5 separate regions of the Homo sapiens genome follow, and regions 2, 3, 4 and 5 are each linked to region 1. Evidence: chromatin contacts called from ENCODE Hi-C or POLR2A ChIA-PET data. All regions are on one chromosome and are shown on one strand. Each heading gives the region's core, a stretch centred on a gene start or an enhancer-like site at or near the end of the contact. The rest is flanking DNA. Distances are from core to core; before and after follow the strand shown. Region 1 overlaps TSGA10 (testis specific 10). Region 2 overlaps CRACDL (CRACD like). Region 3 overlaps CRACDL (CRACD like). Region 4 overlaps CRACDL (CRACD like). Region 5 holds the start of CRACDL (CRACD like).

Region 1 (2,700 bases), core at 29-2,528:
AGCATATTTTTCCAAACTTACTTGCTCAACCTCTCTGTTGAGGGAATCTACTTTTTCTTTTAATCTGTTACCCTCTGCCTCAGCAGTGATAAGTTCCAGTTTGAGGGTATTGTTATCTGCCTCTGATTGACGGGCTTTATTTTCCCAGTTTTCAGCATCTTCATTGGCTTTTCGAAGTTGTTCCATCATTTGCCGGTTCTCAGATTCCTGAAAAGCAAACTTTAGCTATTACTTTAAAATGCTGAACATATGATAAAAATTAAACATTATTATCCAAGTCATTGGGAATTCACTTGCCATGAGAAGCGTTTATAATAGAACCCTGAGGAAATATATCTATACTCTTAGTTTAGAAAACAGGTCATCCTGTAATTAACAAAGACTGCAATCAGCATCTGCCCTGGCTCCTGAGTAACACTCAGTGAACACTAGTAAATAGTAAATTTAGGTAAATTACTCTTTTCTTCAAGACCTGAATGAATTTGTTCTTATATTTCCTTTTGTTTGAAGTCCTCCACAGCCTGCTTTTCCCATATGTCTGCTTACTGACTACTTGCTGGTCTGGATTCTGAGCCTCTGACCTTTCGTACTGGTGTATTCCCTTGTTCTTGACCAATTTACCGGGCTGTGCTGGCTACAGAGCTTCTGAGTACTTGCATATTTTAAATGTCAGCTTCTGATAATTTCCTGTCTGGTGTCTGCCTTTTATTCATAGCCCCAGCCTTAATTATCTTGATCATGAACTGTTCTATGATTATCTTTTACCTGCTAGTCTAGTAACTTTCCCTGCCAGTCTAGTAACTTTCCTGAAATTGCTCAGAAGTAAACTATCAAACCTATGCCAATAAACACTAGTTGTAAATATGCATTCATGTATAAATTGAGCATACAATAAGAACCAGATTTTTTGAACTTTCAAAATTCTATCATGAGCAGAGTAACTGAAGTAGGGTCTGATTTCTAGTAGGGAAATAAGGAGGGAAAAAAATTCAGCTCCACAAACAATATAATAGACCGAGTAATCATTATTAGGCTATTTAAAAAAATATTTTATTATGGTTTGGTGAATTCATTCTAAAAAATTAGTTGTAATTTTGGTAATTTTTTAAAAGGCACTAGATCTCTTTCTCTCCTGTTAATAAATAGTGCACGTCCCTATCAGAAATCCTGGGCTAAATAAAATGACCAAATTGCAATAAATAATGTCTAATACTCCTTTCAAATCAGATAAGCCATTTCCTGATTATGTTTACTGGTGGAAATTCAGCTAATATTGCCACCTTGTGGCCTCTAATGTGAAAGATCTTTGCCAAGTCTGTGTTAGTCAACAATATACTAAACTACCTTATTGGCTTTCAAGATTCAGATACTCCAACTGTGTCAGCAGGAACCTGATATGTGTTTTCCATGATTGTACTAACAATCATAGTTGTGTACAGAGTATGTACTTGGAGGGTGCTTGTACAATATACTTAAACGAATTGTATTCACATTGATCTTTACCCTCTTTAACTTTGTGCAGTACTTACTGTCTATGTCATTCACTTAAAACTGCCTTACAGCTTTGTGTTGCTAGGTGTGGATGTAAAGCCTCCCTGATAACACCTTGTATTTCTCTAAAGCAGGAACCATTTTTATATTAAATTTAGTTCTGTGACCAGGTAGTACATTATTCAAAGTGAAAAGGGATTCCGTAGAATGTCTCTCCTGTCCTCCAACCACCCAGTGCTCCCTCCTTCTTGGCAAGCAGAAAGCATATTTTACCCTTTTTCATATCCTCCCATAGAGGCCAGAGCAGTGTTGAGCATGAGAGGCAACACTATAAAGAAAATGAAACTGTTCTTTGGTATTCTCTATTTCCTGCTTTCAGGATCTCTTTACTTCTATATGGTGCCTCCCCTGTATCCACAGCTCCCTCTGGCCACCCACAAGTCTCACTGCAACACTCCGTAGGCCTCAGCTGGAATCCTTTGCATTTCTTGCCTAAATTATGGTTACAACCTCTTCTAACTGCTCTCTCCACTTCTGATTTTGTTACCCTTCTGGTTTATTCTTGACGTTTCCAAAATAAACTTCCTAAAAGGCAATCCTTAAATAACTTATATGTTTTAGTTCTAACAAAAGCTTCTGAAAATAGGGTTCAAAGAAGGTCTTTCTTACCTCTCCTTTATCATCCACTTGTACACACTACTCTACCTACAGGACCTACTTTTTCCCCTACACCTTTGCTCATGTTGTTCCCACTGCCTGGCAGTCATTCTGTTTCCTCTCCATTTTTCATCTCTGGCACTCCAGCACCTAGCACGCTGCATGAATGAGTGAATGAATGAAGTACTCCACACTTCTTGATGGTCTATCCCTATCAAAATGGATCCGTGGTTCATTCTCTCCGGGCCTGCATCCATCCAGTGTTATGCAATCTCATAAACAAATTCATACTAGGATGCTAAAATCCCCAGCACTTCGGAAGGCCGAGGTGGGAGGATCACTTGAGCCTAAGAAGCTTGATGTGTGATGTCTGAAAATATAATTCTAGAATCTAAAAGTTATAATCCCTAATGGTGGAATTTCAGGTAATGTTACTAACAGACAAGGGAGATAAAGGGAAGTGTTTAACACTGGCTGAAAGCTTACTATGTTAAATGTTGCTCTGGGGTGAGTGCAGTGGCTCATGCCTGTAATCCCAGCACTTTGGGAGGC
Region 2 (2,700 bases), core at 42-2,541, 160 kb before region 1:
GAACAGAAGAGCCTAAATGTGTGGCCTAGAGAGAGCTCCGAGGTCACCCTCAGGTAGGGCATCTCTTCCAGACAATTCCAAAATCTCAGCTGTGGGACAGGAATGGGTCCCACACCGCCTCTCTTGCACATGCCATTCCATGTCAACCCTCCAGCAAAAGTTATTTACCTGGCAAATGCCTGCCCTGTCCCTGCAGTGAGTAGTCTGGCAGGGGAGAGGCTAGCCATCCTTCCTGGCCACACAGCTGGATGGCTCCACAGTTTCTCCCATCCCACAGCCTGTGGATAGCCTGTCGACCCAACAGCTTGGAAGTGAACAGAAAGATTTTATCAGCCCAAACAAAAACCCAAAGCCAAACTCACTCTATTGCTGCAAATGCCTATCAGGCAGATAAACTCCATTAAGGTCTGTCCCCTCCCTTCCCTGGTACAAGCTGCCACTTGCCCTGGACAACAGACCAAGGCTCGGGTTTCCAAGGTGGCTTACAGTCCAATGACCTTCCCCTCTCTGGTGTTGCCTCCATCAGTGGTGCAACGACATTCAGAGTCTACCGAAGGCTGGGACCTACACTTGGGAAGTGGAGTGAGCCTCACAATTTCCACTAAAAGTCCATCTGTACAGAAATAAATTTCATTCATACCTCATCTGTTTTCTCTCAGCCTAGCCAGAGTCCCTATATTTATTTGTATCAGTAAATTTGCACAGCCAGAATAATCCTAAAGGTTCAGAGGTCTACACACGGAAAAAGCCCACTGCCCCAAACTTGTCTTGCCCAGCCCCGTGTTTAAAAGCTTCATGCAAACACTGAGAGTACAGGATGTATAAATGCGTCCTGAGTTTAAGCCTCACACAGTGAATCAGCATCTCAGCAGCTCTGCTTCCTCTGAGACTCTGGGGAGGTTTCTTCAGTGAAAATTCAGAAGAGATTGGCAGAAAGCTGTCAAGCGATTGCTATGTATGGTTTCTCTGCACATCAGGAGATTCATGAGCCCTAGATAGCAACAGCAGATTCTTAACTGTCCCTTATGATATTTGCATTTGATTCCCAGTGCTTCTCAAGGGGAACTTATTTGTTCACAAAATTGCTTTCTTTATTTTGGTTCAACTTGCTTCTGGTTTACACATAAAAACTGCGATGTCACTGCTGTAACTTATAAGAAGGGGTGAGCAGGTTCAGGAAAACCCTTATTACAAATCTGAGAAAGCAGTTATGATTACGAGATAAGGATGCAATCCCAGGGGAGGTTCTAAATGTTTCCATGTAATCTGGACCCAAGCAACCGTCGTCAAACCACTGTTCATGAAATCTGTGGGTGCAAACAAATTGAGCTGTCAGGCTGCAGGACGCGAGCAAACACTGGCCAGGCAAATGGCATTTCCTCCCTCCAGCACATTTCTGCTGCTGACCCGCCTGCTCTAAGGCCCACTGAAACCTGACACCCAGACCAGCTGGCCTCTCCAGGGAACGGGCCTGGCACCAAACGCTCCATCTGTTAGCACACCTCAAGCCACCTGGCCACTTTGCTCTTTTTCCCTGGTTCCCTTACAGGCAGGAGAATCTTGTTCCTCTGCCACCTGTAAACTCACAGAGCCTGTCTCGAGGTACAAAGCCCATAAGTGAGAGTGGCAGAGGGCCAGCAGAGTAGCTACGGAAGCCAACAACAAAAGGAATGGGTAGCGGGGCTTGGGCCGCTTTCAAAAAGGGGAAACTTAATTCTGAAGCAGGAAATGGCTGCATTTTGCCCCGATTCCCACCCCTCCGGATTAGTACATCATGAGTAGTCAGTAACGCCATCTCTCCCACATCGCACTTTCCCTATAACTTGGCACCACTTCCCACCTCGGAAGGATGGCTCTGTCTCCTCCTCCAGCTGCTCCTACCTGCAGGAAGCCGATTTCAGAGACCTCTTACCAAGGGGGCTGTGAGCTGGGATGCACCCTCAGGCAGGACCTCCCACTTCCCCATTGAGAAGAGGAGACTGTCTCACCTCTGAAAACTAAGAAGCTCCTTGAGGCCAGGTGTGGTGGCTCACACCTGTAATCCCAGCACTTTGGGAGGCCAAGGCGGGTGAATCACCTGAGGCCAGGAGTTCGAGACCAGCCTGACCAACGTGGTGAAACCCCGTCTCTACTAAAAATACAAAAAATTAGCTGGGCATGGTGGTGCATGCCTGTAATCCCAGCTACTTGGGAGGCTGAAGCAGGAGAATCACTTGAACCTGGGAGGTGGAGGTTGCAGTGAGCCAAGATCACGTCACTACACTCCAGCCTGGGCAACACAGCAAGACTCTGTCTCAAAATAAATAAATAAATAAATAAATAAATAAATAAATAAATAAATAATGCTCCTTGTTTCCCAGCCACTGTTTTGAGGATCCCCCAAAACCAGAGTCTGCTCTGCTCACAATGACAACCGTTTCTACAAAAGAAGGAGGAGCCTCAAAGCCGAGAGAGTGGGAGTTGGAGTGTTCCCTCCCTCCACACCCACCTGCCATCAGAGCTCAGGGTTGCAGTTCACCAGGCCTAGCTCCATTCACCTGCTGGTGGCCTCGGCCAGGGTTTGCCCTGACAGGGCCCATTTCCTTTTCTGCAAAGTGGAGCCAATAATGTGGTGCCTCCTCTTACGGGTGACAGGAGGATTAAATGAGGCGATGTAAATAAGGTGTTGAGCTCAAGGTTGCAGGGAATTACCACTCAGTA
Region 3 (2,700 bases), core at 68-2,567, 200 kb before region 1:
AAGTAATGATATATGCTACAATCTGGATGAATCTTGAACACATTAACCTAAGTGAAAGAAGGCAGCTACAAAAGGCCACATACTGCATGATTCCACTTACACGAAATGTCCAGACTAGGCAAATCCACAGAGACACAGAGTAGATTAGTGGTTGCAAAGAGGTGGGGAGAGGGATGCTGGGGAAACACAGGTAGAATGGGAGTGACTGCTAATGGGCACAAGGTTTCTTTCTGGGGAAATGGAAATGTTCTAAAATTAGATTGTGTTCCTTGGTGCACAACTCTTTAACAAAAACCCATTGATTGTACCCTTTTTTTTTTTTTTTTGAGACGGAGTCTCGTTCCATCACCCAGGTTTGAGTGCAGCGGCACGATCTCGGCTCACTGCAACCTCCGCCTCCTAGGTTCAAGCAATTCTCCTGCCCTAGCCTCTGGAGTAGCTGGGACTACAGGCAGCCACCACCATGCCTGGCTAATTTTTGCATTTTTAGTAGAGACGGGGTTTCACCATGCTGGCCAAGCTGGTTTTGAACTCCTGACCTCAGGTGATCCACAGGCCTTGGCCTCCCAAAGTGCTGGGATTACAGGCATGAACCACTGCGCCTGGCCTGATTATACATTTTAAACAGGTGAACTTTATGATATGTAACTAATATGTCATCAAAGCTGCGGAAAAAGGATGAAATAAAGACATTTTCAGAAAAGAAAAGTTGATACAATTTGTTTCCAGCAAACTCACACTGAAACAACTGTTACAGGAAGAGGGATGCAATCTCATGGAGAAGACTGGAGGTGCAGGCAGGAATAGGGGAAAACACAAACGTGGACAGACACAAACGTCAACAAGAGGAGGTGGTGGGCTGGACTCCAACCCAAGCCCTGTGCACACCAGCAGAATGCGTGCCTCAGCCCTGCTCTCCCTCCACCAATAGCACTCCGTTTCCTTCCAGCTTGGAGCCTTTGCAGATGTTGTTCCTTCTGCTTGAACTTGATGTTCCCTGCACATTCCACTTTGGTCTTACTCCTACTCATCCTTCAGATTTCAGCTTTCATTCCACTTCCGCAGGAAGACCAATCTGTCCCTTCAGGATGTGTCAAGACCTCCCGCGACATACTATGGGAGACCCTGTGCCTTTTGTTCACAAAACTTACCCATTTTACATGTATACATGTTTGTGTGATTCTTTGATCCATTTCCCCTTTACAGATTCACGCCTGGTTACATTCCCCATACTTTTAATCAATTTTTCCCTTTCCTGGGGAAAAAGATGAAAATAAATTATGACTTAACTATTGTTCTCTAGTGAGTCATGCCAAGATCTGCCTGTACCTTTTTTTAGAAAAATAAGTTTCACATTACTGAAGCAAATGGAATGTGAAATGCTTGCAGAGTTCCTGTGAGAAATCTCTGTTCAAAAATTGTGCCAGCTTGCTGCTTAATGATATTATTATCCTCAAAAGCAGAGGGACTTGACAGCTGTACCCACACCAAAGAGGCGTCAAGACCGGACCTCACTGCAGCCAACCCTTTCTCCCTGAAGGTGTCAAGAGGACTTTCTGCTTTTTTTTTTTTTTTTTTTGAGACGGAGTTTCGCTCTTGTTGCCCAGCCTAGAGTGCAGTGGCGCAACCTCAGCTCACTACAACCTCTGTCTCCTGGGTTCAAGTGATTCTCCTGCCTCAGCCTCCTGGGCAGCTGGGATTACAGGTGCCCACCACCGACCTCAGGTGATCCACTCACCTCTGCCTCCCACCTCCTGCTCTCTGAAGCTGTCATCCACTTGTGTGCAAAACCTTCTCTGTCCTCTTGTCAGAAAGGATAGCGAGGACAGAGAGACAGATCTGCTCTGACATATAAGAGAAAAGAAAGCAAAGAAATCTCATAATCAAAGGGCTGAAACTAGAGAATATTCAGATGCTAAATGACAGAGCTCTAAGTAAAGCAAGAAGGGCGAGTAAAGGAACTTGGCTGGTCAGATTTGAAGTATCTTATTGCCCTGTAGTTACTGTTTGTCTGATGTTTAAAAACTAAAGTAAGGCGTGGCCTAGAGAAAGCCCCTTTCTTGCTAAGTAGGTAAAACTGGAAGACTAACTCCATGAGGAGAGATAACATGTCACCAGCATAGAACAGCTGCATGGTAGTGCTCAATAAATATTGTTAAATGAATGAATGAATGAATGAGCAAATGATCCAGAGGCACTTAGCAGTAACACCTGATAGATGAAACAATCACTTCTTCTTTTTTTTTTTTTTTTTTTTTTTTTTTTTGAGACAGAGTTTCACTCTTGATGCCCAGGCTGGAGTACAATGGCATGATCTTGGCTCACTGCAACCTCCTCCTCCTGGGTTCAAGTGATTCTCCTGCCTCAGCCTCCTGAGTAGCCGGGATTACAGGCACGCACCACCACGCAGGCTAATTTTTTGTATTTTTTTTTTAATTAGAGACAGGGTTTCACCATGTTGGCCAGGCTGGTCTCGAACTCCTGACCTCAGGTGATCCCCCGCCTCAGCCTCCCAAAGTGCTGGGATTACAGGTGTGAGCCACCGTGACCAGCAGAATCACTTCTTAATGATCACCCAACACATTAATGCCTCAAGGACAGACTTCTTTCAAAATCTATGACTCAGCTAGACAATGTCACATTTCTTTAGCCTGAGTTCTTCTTGCCTAGTGTCTTCCTATAAACATCATCTACCCTATA
Region 4 (2,762 bases), core at 10-2,509, 240 kb before region 1:
GTGCCTCGAAGGGCGGGGGCCGTCCCGAGGGGACACTTCTCCTCCTTCGGGAGCACGGTCAGCGACCTTTCTAACCGGACCTCGGCACTGTACCTCTTCACACCCTTCACCTCCTGAGAGGCGCCATCCCTGTATTTGAGCGAGAGGGAGGTGGACCGGAGCTTGACGGGGAAGGGGTTTCTGTCCTCACTCGGGGCCGGCTCCTGGGCGGCTGGGCAGGGCTCTCTCGTGCCGGGCGCGGCGGCCGCCTCCTGAGGGCTCTTGCGCGGCCCGGCCGGGCTGGCCGCCCTGTCCCCCGAGTCCTGAGGGCCGCGCTCCGCCAGCTTCCGAGGGCCAGGTTTCGCGTGCTGGGGCTCGGGGAGACCCTGGAGGTCGTCAAGAGCCGCCTCGCTCCTCCAGACCGGGCCGCTCCTCGCGAGGGGCAGGCGGCCGCTGGCCCGTTCCAGCGGGCGGGAGACGCCCGGACGAGGCCGCGCTCGGCACGAGGACACCGAGAACTTCTTCGCGCCTCGCAGCTCGGCACCGCCCCTCTCCGCCTTCCGCTCTGGCGCCGCCCTCTCGGCGCCCGCCGGTGGCGCCTCGGCTCGCTCGGCCTTGGGGCGCTCCGGGGCGGCGGCCTCTGCGTCGAGGGAACCGGGGCCGGGCTCCACCGGGGGAGACTCCGCAGCGGCAAGCGGCGGGGACGCGGCGGGGCCCTCGCTGGCGGCCGCGGGCCGGTGTTTCAGGCAGCTCTTGGGCGCCGGCGGGCTCGGGGCGGGCGCCGTGGAGGGCTCGGTCCCAATTCTCTCGGGCTCGGTCCCCGCTCCTCTCTCGGGCTCCGTCTCCGCTTCTCTCTCGGGCTCAGGCGCCGGCCCTGGGGGCCCCTTCTCCTCATCCGGGAGCACGGGCGGCGTCGGCTCCGCTTCCTTCGGGACACTGCGTTCTGGCCCGTCGCGAGCAGAGGGCGCCTCTGAGGTGGCGGCGGGGTCAGTCTCGGGGGGAGTCGTGTCCCCCTCAGGGATGGCGGTGGGAAACGGGCTCGCGACGTCTTCGGGAGCACAGACCACCTCCTCCGCCTTGTCCGTGGCCGGGGCACACGGGCCTGCGGGGGGCGCCTCCCCATCCTGCTTTCCGCCGTCGGGACCGGGATTCGGGGGGCCCTCCGGCGGGGACGGGGGCTCCACGCGGAGAGTGGGGGCCGACTCGGGCTCGGCGAGCTCCGGGGTGGCCGGGCGGCTTGAGGGGTCCTCCCCGGGGACGCCCCCCTCCTCCACGCTGGCCGTGAGCGCGGAGGAGTGCTGCAGGCGGGCGCGTCTGGCACGGGCCCCTCCGGGTGGCGGCAAGGGCGCCGGTGGCCCAGGCTCAGGGCCTCTGTCTGGCGCCACGTCCTGCTGCCCAGAGCTGGGGCGCTCTTCTGGGCTGACTTCCAAAAGTGGCTTCTCCTCGTTTTCCTCCTCCTCTGGGGTGCACGTCAGGTCGCTCAGGGATTCAGACTGAGCGCGCTGAGAGAAATAAAGATAAAAAGCATCGTCGCTATAGCCAATTCCAGGAAGCCTGTCACCTCCCCACTTTTTTCAAGGCTTATAATGGTTTAGTGATAGCAGCACTATAAAGCTGGCACTTAAGTAGGCATGTACCCACGGGTGTCTTTTCTCAGTCTGTATCCTACTGGTCTACTTGGGCTCACAAGTTTATCAGGACAATGGCAGATATGCCTCCAAAGTAAATGTCTACAGCTCCTCTGGCAGAGCCTCAAAACCAGTGGACTAGAGTAACGCCAAGGGAAGGCGACCAACAGCAGCCAGTGTCTGCTATGCTCTGTGCTCCCACACTTGTTATTTCATTTAATCTTCCATTCATCCCAGTGAGGAAGGGATGATGAGTCCCTTTTTGCACTTGAGAGCCAGGAACTCAGAGAGGCCAATACCTTGTTCAAGCCTGGGCAAGCAGGTGGCCGAGCTGAACAGCTGGGACTCTATGGCTCTGTGTTCCTCCCAGCCAGTCTCCCATGTCAACACTTCAGGAATGTACCCTCATAGTAAAGCCAGACTGGTTTTCCTAAAAGATGGCTCATATCATGCCAATAGCTAACCATGGCTTATAGGATAAAACCAAAATTTTCAGCTAAATTTAAAGTCCTAGATTCTCTGGTCTTAAGCCGTTTCTTCCACTCCCTACTCAGGTCAAACCAAGCCCTCAACACTGTGCCAGACACTTGGTCTGAGTGACTGTCACCTCCCCACTCTCCCCCACCCCCCTGCCCCCAACCTCCAAGATACTCTACCAGGGCCCCCAAGGACTATTTCAAACTCTCCCACTCTATGCAGTTTAAGATTCCCCCCTTCTCTGGCCTCCTGAAGCCCTACTGGCTTGGCAAACATACAGTGCCTTGTGATAGTCTTCTTCTGAAAGACCTCTAGAATTCAGATTCCAGTCCAACTTCCTCCTATTGTCACAAAGTCAGTTCCTGCTCTCTCGGGAAGGAAAGGAGCTCCAGGTAACCAAGAATCATTCAAAAGTAACATGTGGAAATGACGAAAAGGTTGATGGTGTAGAGACTGATCTTTTAGAAAGTTTGTGATATTAGACACCAAGAGTCACCCAGGCTATTGCTCTCTCCTTCCCCTTTTCTAAAGCAGGAACTGTGACAGGGTATGTTTGCAATAGGTTTTTCTTCTTGCTGTTTGTTATTATTTTAACATTTTTCATGGCATCTGCTTGCTAATAGAATATAGGATGCCTGGGATGTTTGTGACAATACCTAAGCAAACTCTTGCCAAAAT
Region 5 (2,700 bases), core at 72-2,571, 130 kb before region 1:
GGGCAGAGCCCAGAAACCAGCCCAGCTCAACCTTCTCCACCAGCTCCACACGACACTGTCTCTAGATATCTTTCTCCTCACAATTTTATAACCTCAATAGGTTCTTAGGATGACCACAGTGCTCCATCATTCCAGGTGTGCGCCCGTGGGACCGAGCTCCAGGGAAAATACCAGGGGTCTACACAGATTCTAGTCTATGGTATATGCAAATGAAGGAAGCCTGCAGGCTCCAATAACCTAGTAGGATACCTTAAGACCAGTTTGGGAAGGTGTGAGCTGGCTCTAAAAGGGTAACACAGCTGCCTGTCTTCCACTTGGATTTCCTGGCTCAAAACTGTCAACAGGACCTGATGCCTGCAGGCGGTTTGCACCTACACGGAGTCAAATTCACACAGCCGCACTGCTTCTGACTTGCATTTCAAAAGCAAGTGACTATTATGCTCTGATCACATGTGAACTTCATACCGAATCTTTGCCTATGATGAAGCTTCTGTTCAACAAATATTTGTTGATTAAAAATGTGAACACTTCTTAGATCAACTCCAGAATCCCTCCCGGGTGGCGTGTAATCAAAGCCTAAAACCTGTTAAATAAACCATCACCTAAAGCATAAGGCAGTTCGTGAATGTGTCCACTCCTTTCCCCTGCAACTGCGTGTGGAGACAGTGGGCATAAAGACCTCGTATGCTAGCAATTTCAACCGAGCAGGACCTTCTCTCCCTCCTCTTTCATTTTCCTGGCGCGTAAACTGCTGGATTTGCCTCACAGTGGAAAGTTGGGTCCAGCAAAGTGAGCAAAGGGAAACTTTGGGCACTTGCACGAGCGCGTCCGGCTCCCCCTCGGCCGCAGGAGCTGCCCAGGGCTTCGGCGGCGGGGGTGGCGCCTCTCCGGGTCCGAGGGGCCCCTGGCTTCACGGCCTCTGCCCTCGACCCCCTAGCCCCGGCCCGCCCCACCTCCGCCCGGTGCCCCCGCGCCCACCCCGCCTTCGACCCACGCCTGCCTTGGGACACGCGATTTCAAACCCCTCGAGGTACCTGGGACAGGAGCGTGGCCCGGGCTCGGCGAGACGCGCAGAGAAGGGCACCTTCCGCGGGGTGCGGCGAGCCGGGGCTGCTCCCGCCGCGGTGCGCGTCTAGCCCCAGCCCAAAGCCGGGGCGACGCAGCAGGTGGCCGCGCGGCCTCCAGACAGCCCGGGTCTGCGGCCGAAGAGCTGGACGCGGGCGCTGACACTACCCTCCCGCGGCCGGCCCGGCCCTGCGCCCGGCGCGCTCCCAGCTCCCAGCTCCCAGCTGCAGGCGCGCCGGCTTCGCTCGGCTCCGCTCGGCTCGGCGGGGGCGGACGCCGCTCAGCTCCCCTCGCCGGCCGCCGCGCGCACCTCCCCCGCGGCGCACAGCTCCCAACGCCGCCTCCGCAGCTGGCCCGGCGGAGTGGGGCCGAGACCTCGGGGCGGGGGGCGCAGGCGCCGGCCTGGGCCTTGGACGCCCCGCGGGAGGCGGGAGGGCGATCGGGGTGCGGGGAGGGCAATCGGGGTGCGGGCCCGGCTGCCCAGCGCTCCCTCCCAAGCCCGCGCCGCTCCCGACCCGCCTCGGCCTGTCCGCGCAGCGGCGCTGTCGGGGCTCCGGGAGGGCCGGGGGGCACCGGAGACCCGGAGGTGGTGGCAAGTCAGTCCGGGACTGGCCCAGGGCACCCGCGCGCGTCGGTGAGAGGGACCCGGGACTCCAGGTGACCTCCGGATCCGCCCTCTAAGTCAGTGGCCTGCGGCGGGCGTGGGCGCCGAGGGAAGGAAGTGTGCATTTGAATAAAAGTAAAAGTTTGTTATTGTTGTTGTTTTATAACCCTGTGGGTCCTGAGCGTCTCCAGGCTAATTAGGGAAGCTGCCGCCCCGTCTGGAGGTGATTCATGGGTGTGACACCGGCGAGTGTGGGAAGAAAGGCAGCTGATGCCGTCTCAGCTGCGCTCGCCTTTCTTTATTTTCTTTCTTTCTTCTTTTTTTAAAATCCTTTTTCTTGTAAAGACAGGGCTGGTCCATTTAGGGAGACCGCGCACGGAGGGAGCTGCCTTGGGTGGTCGCCCAGCGAATCTCCTCCGGAGCCCGAGCCGCGGCTTTGGTCTGCGGATGGCACAGCCCGGCGACCCCGTCCCGGCCTCTTCCCCGGCGGTGCACGCCCAGGGCCAGGCAGGCGAGAGGCGCGGGAGTCGCGTCCCAGCAGGGAGCCCAGGCTGCGACGAGTCCTCAGGGGACGCCTTCAACCCAGGCTGGAAGAGATGATACTAACGTCAGACGGGGAGTCTCGGGTGTCACCGGACGCCAGAATGAGCGGCGAGGTCCGCATTGTTTGGAGGGGATCACGCGGAATCCGCGCTACTCCGCGGGACGCTGGGTCCGACGGCTAGCGCCGCGCACACTGGAGGCCTGGAAAAGCCGAGCTGCTCGGCTGTCGGAGGCCGAGAGGGCCTGGACCCCGGAAGGAGCTCTCTCCACCTGTGGCTTTCAAGGGGCTCAAAATCCCAGATAGAAGAATCGAGCGAAACGAGGCCCAAGACAGTTTCCCATTTACTTGGGCATATCAAACGAAGTTTCCTTTTTGAATTTTTAATGTTATCCCTTGGCCACAAGCTATTCACGTAAAAGCCTCTTTTGATGGTTAAGTGCTTTAAGTTCCCTGTATAAAAAGAACAAAAATAGTGATTCAGCCTTAT

Evidence for each region. A loop is a pair of places that touch in the nucleus more often than their neighbours do. ChIA-PET counts read pairs that join two places held with the same protein, here RNA polymerase II (POLR2A). Pooled maps may share reads with other maps.
Region 2: a map of mammary epithelial cell shows a loop between it and region 1 (8-fold over the local background). The contact joins two enhancer-like sites. A Hi-C loop is called at or near these places in 1 of 168 maps with a recorded cell type or tissue (mammary epithelial cell) and 6 of 50 pooled maps. POLR2A ChIA-PET finds 5 or more read pairs at or near these places in 3 of 52 experiments (MCF 10A, activated CD4-positive, alpha-beta T cell and activated CD8-positive, alpha-beta memory T cell).
Region 3: a loop to region 1 is called in a map of MCF 10A, with 4 times the contacts of the local background. The contact joins two enhancer-like sites. A Hi-C loop is called at or near these places in 4 of 168 maps with a recorded cell type or tissue (K562, MCF 10A, PC-9 and 1 more), 1 of 37 single-sample maps with no recorded cell type and 7 of 50 pooled maps. POLR2A ChIA-PET finds 5 or more read pairs at or near these places in 2 of 52 experiments (GM12878 and endothelial cell of umbilical vein).
Region 4: a pooled map shows a loop between it and region 1 (3-fold over the local background). The contact joins two enhancer-like sites. A Hi-C loop is called at or near these places in 25 of 168 maps with a recorded cell type or tissue (A673, B cell, CD4-positive, alpha-beta T cell and 18 more), 31 of 37 single-sample maps with no recorded cell type and 28 of 50 pooled maps.
Region 5: a loop to region 1 is called in a map of MCF 10A, with 11 times the contacts of the local background. The contact joins the promoter of CRACDL here to the enhancer-like site in region 1. A Hi-C loop is called at or near these places in 6 of 168 maps with a recorded cell type or tissue (Caco-2, HepG2, MCF 10A and 3 more), 5 of 37 single-sample maps with no recorded cell type and 12 of 50 pooled maps. POLR2A ChIA-PET finds 5 or more read pairs at or near these places in 2 of 52 experiments (GM12878 and MCF 10A).

The regions. Positions count from the first base shown.
Region 1 is chr2:99,064,918-99,067,617 of GRCh38, forward strand. TSGA10 (testis specific 10) reads right to left here. Exons shown (of 21, transcript NM_025244.4): 16 at 22-207. Among named protein-coding and RNA genes, the nearest start is that of C2orf15, 75 kb to the right of the region's middle. Within about 2 kb of position 1,279, at least 9 of the 41 ENCODE cell types and tissues checked have a DNase peak (open chromatin) inside an H3K27ac peak, as active enhancers do; they include GM12878, where a contact is called at or near this core.
Region 2 is chr2:98,908,225-98,910,924 of GRCh38, forward strand. All of the region lies in intron 1 of CRACDL (CRACD like), which reads right to left. Among named protein-coding and RNA genes, the nearest start is that of CRACDL, 27 kb to the right of the region's middle. RefSeq lists an enhancer at 1,436-1,935. Within about 2 kb of position 1,292, at least 10 of the 41 ENCODE cell types and tissues checked have a DNase peak (open chromatin) inside an H3K27ac peak, as active enhancers do.
Region 3 is chr2:98,864,239-98,866,938 of GRCh38, forward strand. All of the region lies in intron 1 of CRACDL (CRACD like), which reads right to left. Among named protein-coding and RNA genes, the nearest start is that of CRACDL, 71 kb to the right of the region's middle. Within about 2 kb of position 1,318, at least 3 of the 41 ENCODE cell types and tissues checked have a DNase peak (open chromatin) inside an H3K27ac peak, as active enhancers do.
Region 4 is chr2:98,822,057-98,824,818 of GRCh38, forward strand. CRACDL (CRACD like) reads right to left here. Exons shown (of 10, transcript NM_207362.3): 7 at 1-1,481. Among named protein-coding and RNA genes, the nearest start is that of LINC02611, 52 kb to the left of the region's middle. Within about 2 kb of position 1,260, at least 20 of the 41 ENCODE cell types and tissues checked have a DNase peak (open chromatin) inside an H3K27ac peak, as active enhancers do.
Region 5 is chr2:98,934,904-98,937,603 of GRCh38, forward strand. CRACDL (CRACD like) reads right to left here and starts at 1,322. Exons shown (of 10, transcript NM_207362.3): 1 at 1,035-1,322. RefSeq lists a silencer at 489-689.